Regions from separate parts of the Mus musculus genome. Here region 2 is linked to region 1. A link is a loop called in an ENCODE intact Hi-C map of the cell type or tissue named here. Cell type or tissue: gastrocnemius. All regions are shown on one strand. Links, peaks and the distances in the headings refer to the core of each region. The heading gives the core; the rest is flanking DNA. Region 1 has its middle 35 kb from the start of E030025P04Rik. Region 2 overlaps Cep112 (centrosomal protein 112).

What was found. Hi-C counts contacts between places; a loop is a spot of excess contacts. Peaks named below come from ENCODE experiments on the same cell type or tissue, not always from the same donor. Only the 100,000 strongest peaks of a DNase experiment are listed, where the experiment ranks them.
Region 2: a loop joins it to region 1, with 4 times the contacts of the local background. A loop is called at or near these places in 34 of 42 quality-filtered maps.

What each region holds. Positions count from the first base shown.
Region 1 is chr11:109,176,987-109,182,371 of GRCm38, forward strand. No RefSeq gene overlaps it. Among named protein-coding and RNA genes, the nearest start is that of E030025P04Rik, 35 kb to the left of the region's middle. In gastrocnemius, for the core only: a CTCF peak has its summit at 2,050 (motif pointing left); DNase peaks (open chromatin) are centred at 2,048 and 2,307.
Region 2 is chr11:108,447,542-108,452,926 of GRCm38, forward strand. The region is part of intron 4 of Cep112 (centrosomal protein 112); the gene reads left to right. Among named protein-coding and RNA genes, the nearest start is that of Cep112, 25 kb to the left of the region's middle. In gastrocnemius, for the core only: no CTCF peak of the experiment used is centred there; a DNase peak (open chromatin) is centred at 2,446.

The DNA.
Region 1 (5,385 bases), core at 62-5,061:
AAGACTTCTCAGAGCAAAGAGATGGCTCCTGAAGTAACGACACTTAACCACCAAGCCTGGCAACTGGAGTTTGGTCCCCAGGATCCACATGGTTCAGGACAAGGACAGGACCAGGACCTATAGGTTTTCCTCTGGCTTCCACTCAAGGTGTGCCATAGCACATGCCCCCCGCTACACACACACACACACATGCATGCACACACAGTGTAATTTTTAAAATGTTTGTGTTTTTACTATACTGGCCTTTGGGAGTGCCACCACACTTAGAGACTATTCAGAGCTTCTCTGATCGTTTCCACTGTAAAATAATAGTAATTAACAAATTAAAAAGAGCCCTCTGGTTGTTTTTCTATCTCAACATTTCCCAAATTTAGTTATCTATAAAATTCTATTTCTATGATCCATGGCCATTCCTTTGACAAATGTTTAGAGAAATGCAGTTTGGGGTTATATCCTGAGCATCAGACTAAAGAGCTATAATACTTTTTACATTTGTATTTCATTTATTATTGTTGTTGTTGATGACGATGATGATGGTGGTGGTGGTAGTGGTGTGTGTGTGTGTGTGTGTGTGTGTTCATGGCAGGCAGAGTGTTCTTGCCATGGTATAGATAGGACAACTCTATGAAGTTGATTCTCTCCTTCATCTTTTCGTGGATATTGGGGAATCTGACTCAAGTAACCAGCTACCTTCACACGATGAGCCATCCCACTGGCCTGAGTTATAACAATTTTCAGAAACATTTGACTTAAAGCCAAGAGACAAGCCCCACCCCAGACTTGCCATGAGCAATAACTCCGCCCAGGAGGGAGGTGGTATGTGTGTGCATATGTGTATTTATTCAGTTCCCTTCATGGTTTTGACCTGCCGTGACCCTCCCTGAAAGCGAAGGTGAATTAAAATGAAATCGTGTGGAATGATGAGATCTTAACAATCCTCTTCACTTCCTCTGCCTCGTGGTGATGTCATGCTCTACCCGGCACTCCCCAGGCTGATTCACTGATGACTTACAACTCCATGGCAGGCAGTAAGCTCTAAAGGGGTTAATGTCGCTTGCCCTACATGACCAGTGGCAGCATTAGGGTGTGGATGCTAAGGCCCCTGAGCTTCCCTAAGCCAGAAGCCCTCCGGTCCCCTGGTGGACCATGTTCCTGTCCACACATCTCAGGAAGGAAGAAATCCCAGCTTCCAGGATGTGGCCTCCCTTCTTCTAAAGTGTTCCCCACCCACACAGTGACTCTTCCTGTGATAAATGGTGGCTCCTCTTGATGCCCTGAAACAGGCCTGTTCTCAGTGACCACATCTCTACAGCCTTTCCAATTTGAAAGAATCTGGTTTCCGAGTCCCCTAGTTGCTTCTTTAGTGGGGCTTGGACAGGTGAGTGGTGAAGGCCATGCAGGTTTGTAGCCAATGTCTCCTGATAGCCTGGTCCCCTGTAGATAAATAAAAGTTCCTGAGTGTCCAGAAGGATGTAGGCCATAGCACAGTGCACACTGCTTAGCCGGTGTTGATTAACGCGTGTCCAACAAGGTGCCATACCAAATAGTTCTAATGTCTATCTTGTGGCAGGTCTCTCTCTCCTGGACTCTCATTTAAATGGTCCAACAACCCTGTAATGGCATTAGATCTTCAGTTCACAGGGTAGGAAGCAGAGACTGGGGCATTTGCCCAAAGCCCTACAGCTAGAATAAGAGTAGAGAATCAAACCCAGACTCTGCCTCCCTCCTGGGGATGTGAATTTCCTCCTAACCTGCCACCTTTGACCATGCTCCCTACAGAACTGGCCCTCTCTTGGGGCTTCTTTGGCCTGCTGGCTCCTTCCCTCTGTGCACACCTGTCCGTCGCTCTGTCCCTACACTTTGTCTTGTGTTTCTAATCTTCACTATTCCCCCTGAACCCTAACGTGTCTCTCCTCCCTTCTCCCAAGAAGGCAGCCCCAGGAACCCTCAGAACACTCCCAGGCAGCCTGTTACAGGAAGAGTTAGCTTTCCAGACCTGCTTTCTGGTTCATGTCACCTAACTGTGTAGCAGAGCCACCTACTGGCTATCCTAAGCAGAGGGCCCAGAAGCCCTGGGAACCCGCCCAGGTTCTTCAACCTGGTGCACACAGCAGTTTTTATAAAACTCCCTCTTCATTCTTCTCTATTCTCAGCCTGAACTAAGAAGACCAGAGAGGACCTTTATCCTTTGTCTTTGTCATCCTGCCCTAAAGACAAAAATCAAAGGGAAGGGACAGCTTTGATGAGAAAGCATCAGCCACTATGTGAGGTTGATCATAGCGTGGCCAAAACGTCCAGAAGGCTCTGGGCAGAAGCATTCACAGGCAGATGGACAATGGGTGACTTTCTGGAACGCAGACGGAGGAACAAGATGGCTCAGGGCAGGCTGACCTGCTGTAGGCTGTGCTCTGAATGGGTAAAACAATCCCTGGGGCATTCTCTCTGTCTCTCTGTCTCTCTGTCTCTCTGTCTCTCTGTCTCTCTGTCTCTCTCTCTCTCTCTCTCTCTCTCTCTCTCTCTCTCTCTCTTCTGGTGAGCTGATGTCATTCAAATAAAATACAGTTCCAACGTTGAGCTATGGGGAGGAGAGAGACAGAGAGATAGCCACATGCTAGAAACTCACCTCACCAACCTACAAGACAGTCAAGGAGATAGTGTCCCAGAAAGAGGGTTTCTTGGGCTTCCTTGGGGCATCATGAGATAGCCATGGATGCTTCTTTGATGGAGGTTTAATGGGATGGGATCAGAGCACTGAGCCTGGGGTACCCCAGAAGGAAGAGCAGGGCTGAACAACTGATGGAGCAGCTCTAGGGCAGTTACGCAGGAGGACTGTGTAACCAGCTGTCGCAGGAACTCAGGCGAACCAACCTCAGTTCCCACTATCCACGTAAGGTTGGTTCCCAGCAACCACGTTGGGCAGCTGTGCACATATGCCTGCATACACCCCAACACACTAAAGAATAGAAAGGAATAGATGAAACGGATGTCATAGAATACTTGAATTACCCAAGAAGATGCAAAGTACTGTTCTTTTAACATGGAATCAATGCTTTAAAATTGTCAATGAGGTGTGTTACATTTACCATCAGACTGGCTGACCAAACTCTGGGGTCTATTTGGTTGTCAGAGCACACATCTCAGGTTGGACCATATCTGACCTGCATGTGGCTGCTGGCCACATGGTAGAGGATGCTGACCTCCACACACATTGCCTTTCCTACCTGAACAACTTCAGTCCCTGGGGACAATCGGGACAGTTTGGATGCTCACACTTTAAAATGAAAGGTGCCACTGGCCTCCTGTGGGTAGAGAAGAAAGACACGTAAGACAGACACCCCCACAAGGAGGATTGATAAGTTTTCCACATCACCAGGGAACTCAACACTTCCCGTAATGCTAGAGGATGGTCAGAGCCGAGTGGACCGGGCGATGCCTCTGCCGACACACCCTCAAGAACCCGCCTCAGACAGGGCAGGCTTCCAGGCGCCACTGTCAGGACTTCCTGGTGCTTTGTGATATGGCACAGGGATACACCCAGAGCCACTCAGATAAGCCAGATTGTGTCCGCAATGATTACAGTCCTGCAATTATCCACACGCCGCCCCACCCAACCTTGACCTGGCTATTGCCATACATTGTGGCTCCTGTGCAGAGCAACTATTTGATGGAGGAGAATGAGAACAGGACAGCCTGCAGTTGTGAAGTGTGCAACCTATGTAACTGAGTATGACAGTTATACTCCCAGAGAGAAGGGACTATGCTTTCTTGTCATGTCATCGTTCTTGGTCATGGCTGCACTCAGAAGCCACAGAGCTGAGCACTCGTCGACCAGACATGTACTGGAAAAGACGCTTTAGCTTTCAATTTGGGAACCATGACCAAGAAAGTGAAATTGAAGATGTCTAGTTGCCTACCCAAGGCTTTTATTATGTTAAGATGAGTGGCCAGGTGGCTCAGCAGGGAAGGACACTTGTCATGGAAGCCTACCATCTTGAGTTTGGTCCCTGAATTTTACATGGTAGAAGGAGACAACTGACCATCTAATGTTCCCTAAAGGTGTCCTCTGACCCCAGCATACATGTATGATACTAGAGCACCTGCATTTACATACACACACAAACACACACACAGGCTTGCACACACACACACACACACACACACACACACACACACACACGCACGCACTCATGAATACACAGGTATGCACACACAGCAGGTCCCTTGGTCCTTCATAGTGATAACTGTTTCCTCCTCTGCCCCATCCATTCCTTCCTACAAATATTTATCATAGTGTGAAACTGTTAGCTCATAAAGCAATCAGGTAAGCAAAGGCAGAAGGTCATGCCTGTTGTACGGCTAGCACTGCAGGAAACCAAGATAAACAACCCATTTCCAGTAGAGCCAGCTCAGCTGATATTAGCAGGTGACCCGATTTCAAACAACCATTATAAAAAAGGGCATTCCCAAGGCCAAGTGATGCGCTTTCAAGCTCAGTCTGGAGCCAGACTTCCAGACGAGACACTTTTTGCCGAGCACTGTAGCACACGCCTGTCATCTGAGCCCCACCAAAGACAGGCTGAAGCAGAAATCCCCATGTAAGGCCAGCCTGGGCCCTCATAGTGAGACCTCTCAATAAAAATAAAACAACAAAAAGAAGCCACCTCTCCTCGGCTTCTCTGTCACAAGTTACCGAGGAACCTTGGGACTCAATTTCCCTGTTGGCAAAATGGGAACAGCAAGGCTTAACCCAAATGGTTGTAGGAGAAATTTTAGCAAGGCTGATGTGTATAGAGCTCAGGGACCCATGCTTATTGCAGACTAAGCAGTCAGTAAAGGTTCCTTGTGATGTGTTTAGAGATGTGTGTGAGTTCCGCTTCAGTGCAGAGCCTTTAAAAGGTTTAGGTTCGCAGTGACTCCCCTCCCCCTTCCAAGCATCTGGGCTCCTGCTCTCATTTGGCCCCTGTTGGAGATGAGGCCCTCTGGGAGCAGAGACTGCAGAGATGAGAAAGCGCTGACTCTTCATCTGTGAAATGCAGGCTCAGGGCAGGGCAAGGAAGAGAACGGAAGTGAGAGGAAGCCAGAAATGGGTGTTATGCCTTTACAATAAGGTTCCCCGGTAGTGTGCCCACTGATAATTCAGAATCGATCCAGACTGGCTCCCAGGAGGACATGCATGCCAGAGCAGTACCCCTAATAGAAAAGAAGAAATAGCTCTCTCATGGTCTCACTAGTAAATTATCCTTATGGGTGCCTATCAAAATCTGGTATAGGGACGCAGTGGGTAAGAGTGCTTGGTGCTTAAGCTTGAGGACCTGAGTTCGAATCCCTAGCTCCCACGCAAGAAGCCAAATATTACCATGTGTGTGCATGCTGCGTGCATGTGTG
Region 2 (5,385 bases), core at 212-5,211, 730 kb before region 1:
TTCTGGTTTGCCTTGGTTCAAATCCTACTTCTGATAACTTGGCAGCCAACTGTCCTCAGGTGAATTACTTAATTTCTCTAAACTCGAGTGCCATCATGTTGTAAGATGAGGTTGTATGGAACTCAGTGTCAGGATAAAGTGAAACAACATAGGAATTACTGAGTATCAGCTGTGGCTACTCCCGTTGGTGGCATGGTGGCCATTGTCCCAGTTCATTCAAGGACTCACTTGTCATAGTTTGACTGTCCTTCCTAAGGAGTCTCAAATCTACTAGTCATCAACTGTTTTCAGCTTCTAGAAGCCTGCTTGTATTCTCCACTAAAGTAAATTGACACTGGTGGGGGGGGGGTTCTGTTTGTAACTGCACACTATCAAAAGAGGTTGCTGTGGTTCTTATTTTGTTTGTTTTTGAAACAGGAGCTCATGTGTCAAGGATTGGCCTTGATCTTGCTAAGTAGCTGAGAATGAATTTGAGCTTCTGATCTTCTTGCTCCCACCTCCTGGGGATCAAACCCAAGGCCTCCTGCATGCTAGGCCAGCACTCCATCAACTGTTCTGCATCCCCGGCCTCCAAACTGGGGAAAGGTTTTAAGAGGTGATTTGTAGGCATGTTTATGCAAGGGAATTCGTTAGTCCCACTTTCTAGGATACAAGGAACACAGTGTGGTGCGCTGTGCTGTACCTGCATGTGCAGCTGTGGAGGAATGTGTAGACACCACTTCATGTCATTTCTGTGTTTTTTCATGTTCTTTCTCAAAGAGAAGATAAAGCTAACAGGTTGCATTCTTACAATTCTATGAAAGAGATTTTGAAGCTTTATAAAAAAAGAGTATTATTCAGTGAAATATGATGTTATCTGATAGTTTGTCTCCAAGGTACACTTGGAATCGGAGATAGAACAAGATGGAAAGAATACCTATTTAATACCATTTATTTTTTTATTGGAGAGTTTAATTAAACATTGGTCATTACTTTTGCTGGCTTTGTATGTGTGTGTGGATGTATGCACATGTTTATGTGCATGTGTGGGTTTGTGCATGTGGAGGCCAGAGGTGGATGCTGTCTTTCTCAGTCCCTTTCTACTTTATGTTTTGAGACAGGGTTTCTCACTAAAGTAGGGTCTCTTGCTGAGCCTGGAGCTCACTGCTTGGCTAGGCTGGCTGGCGAGTAAGATGCTGAGATCTGTCTGCTTCTGCTTCCAAAACCTTGGGATTTCAGTGTTGTTTCTCCAGGTTTTTAGTGTGGTGGTTGGGATGCACCATCAAACTATTGTATTTGTACAGTGTGAAATTTACCAACTAAACTATCCCCTCAGCCTTACTACTTCGCTTTTTAGAATAAAATACTTTATACCTGTGTGAAGGTAATTCACTTGATAAAAATATTATTACATTATTTAAAGTTTTCAATTAAAAGCTGTACAAGAAGAGTTAGAGGGTGCGCTGGATATATAGTTTTATATCAACTTGACACAAGCTAAAGTCTTCTGAAAGGAGAACATCTCAATTGAGAAAATGCTGCTATATTAGGACGTTTTCTTAATTAGTGATTGATGGGAGATGGCCCGGCCTATTGTGGGTGATGCCATTCCTGGCCTTGTGGTCCTGGATTCTATAAGGAAGCAGGCTTCGAAAGCCAGGGGAAGTAAGCCAGTGAGCAGCATCCATCCATAGCTTCTACATCAGCTCCTGCCTCCAGGTCCCTGACCTGTTTGAGTTTCTGTTATGACTGCCTTTGATGATGAACAGTGATTTGAAAGTGTGAGCTGAATAGAATAAACCCTTTGCTGAGCACATTTCTTTGGTTATGGTGTTTTGTTTCATCACAGTTGTAACCCTAAGGCAGAGACTGAAGGGGATTCAAGTTTATTAAAATCTGGCCTCTGAATGGATGGTCAATGGAGGAAGAACATCACTTCTGCCTATTGTAGATGACTTCAGTTTATTGGGGAAAATGTATTTCTTTAGATATCTTTATGTATCATTTTATAAGGAGTCTAGATTATTTAAAACTTGTAGCTTTGTTGAAACATGATATGCATACATTTCAACGTATCAAATTTAGGCTAATTTTATATCAATTGGAACTTATCTTTTAACTTTTATTGGGTCAGCTAAATTATATATGTATTCATGCTTATAAGAAAGGACTCGGAGAATAATTACCCTGCTTTAAAAGATTACAAGGGACTATAGTTTTTGTGTGTTTGCTTTCATGAGGGTTTTCCATAGCCTATTTGATGGTAGCTTTTAGTTTGGAATGAGGAATATAGTCATAGTTTGTCTTTATGGAAAATGTGCTTTGCTTTACAATGATCCTCTTCATATGTGGTTTTCAGGAATGTATTGTGGTAGAAAGCTGATATTCTCTGTGCCCTTTAAAAAGGTCTCCCAGTGTAGCTAGAATTTCCTTTGCACATGCAGGTTACCAGCACATCCAGCAGAGGGCGCTCGAGTACAATGAAAACATGCTTTGTTGCCTAATCTATTTGAACATTTTTGTTTTGTTTTGTTTATTTGAAGATTATTAATTTGGTTTTTTAGTCTTTGTTACCCCAAAATAGCAGTGGAATATTTTTCTTTGTCAAACTCCATTCTATGTGAGATGACATACTATAAATACTCTGTCGCCTGATTTGGGAGTAGGGACTTGGCAGGAAGCTAGTAAGTACCCTTTTTCTTAGAGAATCTATGACTGTTGGCATGAGTGTGACTAGGATTCACATAGTGGAGGCTCTTATGTATTATTGATAAAGGAATAGTCATCTAAGAGTGCCACCAGTGTTTGGGCAATGATACATTTGATTGTAGCTGTGGCCAATAGACGTTTTGTTTTGGTAAGAGTGGTAACGTTCTGTAGCTGTGTTTCCAATGCAGTGTGTGTTTCTCACCATGGCTGTTACTCACTTGAAATGAGGTTGAGGAGCTTGACTTTGCATTCTGTGCTTAATTTTGTCCAAAAGGCTGAGAACTATAAAATTTTGCATTCTGGTAGCTATAAATGGCTGTATGAGACCAGTGATCACTATGACGGACACTGCAGTTGTAGACCTGGGTCTTCTGCTGAGCCATCACAGAGCTTGAGCTGTGTGGAGAACTGCTGCCATCTTTTCTGTCCAGGTAGAGTGTGGGGGCATGAGTTCTAGGACTGGGTTCTGTGATAAGAGCTGGCTAGGTGAGGGGAGACCTTTTGTCTGCTTCTGTGCTGTTCTTGGATGTCCCCTATGTTGATGATCACCCAAGAGCAGTGCCGTGTTGCTCTTCACTGGTCATTCTCTGCCTTCTGAGAACCTGTCCCTAACAAAAAGACAGCCTTTCGTTAATTTATTTGAGAAAAAAACAACTGGTATTGAATAAATATGAATACTTTGATATTTGACTACACCTTTGATGGTATCTTGTTTAGCTCTTGCTATAAGCGTGCTATGATAACAAGTAGTGAAAACTGTCCCGTAATCATCAAATCACTTCTCATTAGTTCTCACTATGAATAAGCTAAATGTCATGCTGAGGATTTACCAGTGCAGGCAAGTGGCAGTAACTAGTCCCTGAGACAGAACAGCTGTGAAATGTGCTCATGCATTAGGTTCCCCAACTAAGTCAGATTTTGTCATATTTTTCTTTTGCTTCTTTTTTAATGAAAAAAGCTTTATAACATTGTTTTTTCTTATAAACAAGCTTCTTCCATTAAGATATTGTTTTTTAAAAATTTTTTCTATAACAATTGAAAAAGCAGCTATACTTACACATGTATTACAAGCTTTAATTTTAAGGCAACTGGGAATTGTAAGCCAGAGCAAAAATGAAACATGCTAATTTAAAGGTGTGTCAAAGGTACTTTGTATTTTAAGCTGTTTTAACATAGGGAACAAGAAATATATTTATGGAACCAGGTTATATTCTGACTTTGCTAAGCATCTTTTGACAGTTTTATATTTGTAAATACTGAGATTTTAGTTATCTTTAGCCTTCATTTCTTTCCTTCATTTCCTCCCCCTTTTGCTGAAATGTATTTTAACAACAGGCTCCTCCTATCTTGATGATTTTTCTCTTTGCTACTGTCATGGTTTGTATATGCTTGACCCAGGGAGTGGCATATTAGGAAGTGTGGTCCCGTTGGAGTAGGTATGTCACTGTGGGTATGGGCTATAAGACCCTCATCCTAGCTGCTTGGAAGCTAGTATTCTGGTAGCAGCCTCCAGATGAAGATGTAGAACTCTCAGCCTCTCAGCTCTGTCTGTACCATGCCTGCCTGGATGCTGCCATGCTCCTGCCTAGTGGACTGAACCTCTGGAGCTGTAAGCCAGCCCCAATTAAATATCCTTGTAAGAGTTGCCTTGGTTATGGTGTCTGTTCACAGCAGTAAAATTTTAAGACCAAAATTAGTACCAGGAGTGGGGTATTGCTATGATAGGCCTGATCATGCTTTTGCTTGGAAGAATGGGGATTCTGGGACTTTAGCTTTAGAAAACAGTGGAATCCTTTAAGTAGGGCTTAATGGTCTATCCTAAAAAGAATATGGGAGACTGTGTGATGAGAGTGATTCAAACTCTGCAGACCCGGCCTATGAGATTTCAGTGCAGAAGAATTTCAGTATGTGGCATAGAGACTGTTTTTGTTGTATTTTGGTGAAGAATGTATCTGATTTTTGCCCTTGTCTGCCTGAGTGTAAGTTTAAGAGATTTAGATTAATTTCTTTGAAAAAGAAAGTCTCAAGACAGCCTAGTACAAATTCTGTTGTGTGGTTCACTCTTACAAAGAGTGTTTTAATGCAAAGGAGCAAGCTGAGGAAGGAAAAATACAAAATATATGGTGCAAGTATTGAAGGGGCACCAGGAAGTAAAATGGAGCTGAATCCTGTGTTCTAGAAGATAACAGATTAAGGGGGTGGGCCTTTGGAGTAGGATCCCACAAAACTAAGATTAGATCTAGGTGTGGTGGTATACACCTTTGATCCCAGGAGACAAAGCCAACTAGATATCTGATTTTTAAGGACAGCCTGGGACAGAGCAAGTTCTAGTGAAGAAAAGCTTAAGTCCAGGCATGGTGGCACACACTTTTAATCTCAGAGCCATGCAGATCTCTGAGTTCAAGGTCAATCTACAGAGCAAGTTCCAGGGCAGCCAAGCTTAGGCAGTAAGGAAGTTGGAAAACAAAGCTGGTAATAGGATAAGGGGGAACATGTTCCAGCCCCAGCATGCAGCACAACTCAGCAGTTTTGGCCACATGTCTCTGGCTTTAGAGTCCATAACAGAAGGGACTACTGGGACAATTGATGCTGATTAGCTGGAGCTAAGAAATTAGTGGTGATTAAAAAGAGATCAGAATCACTGAGGTGAACTCTGGGAAGTGTTTTCTGAGAGGACAAAGAAGCTGTATTCTAGAG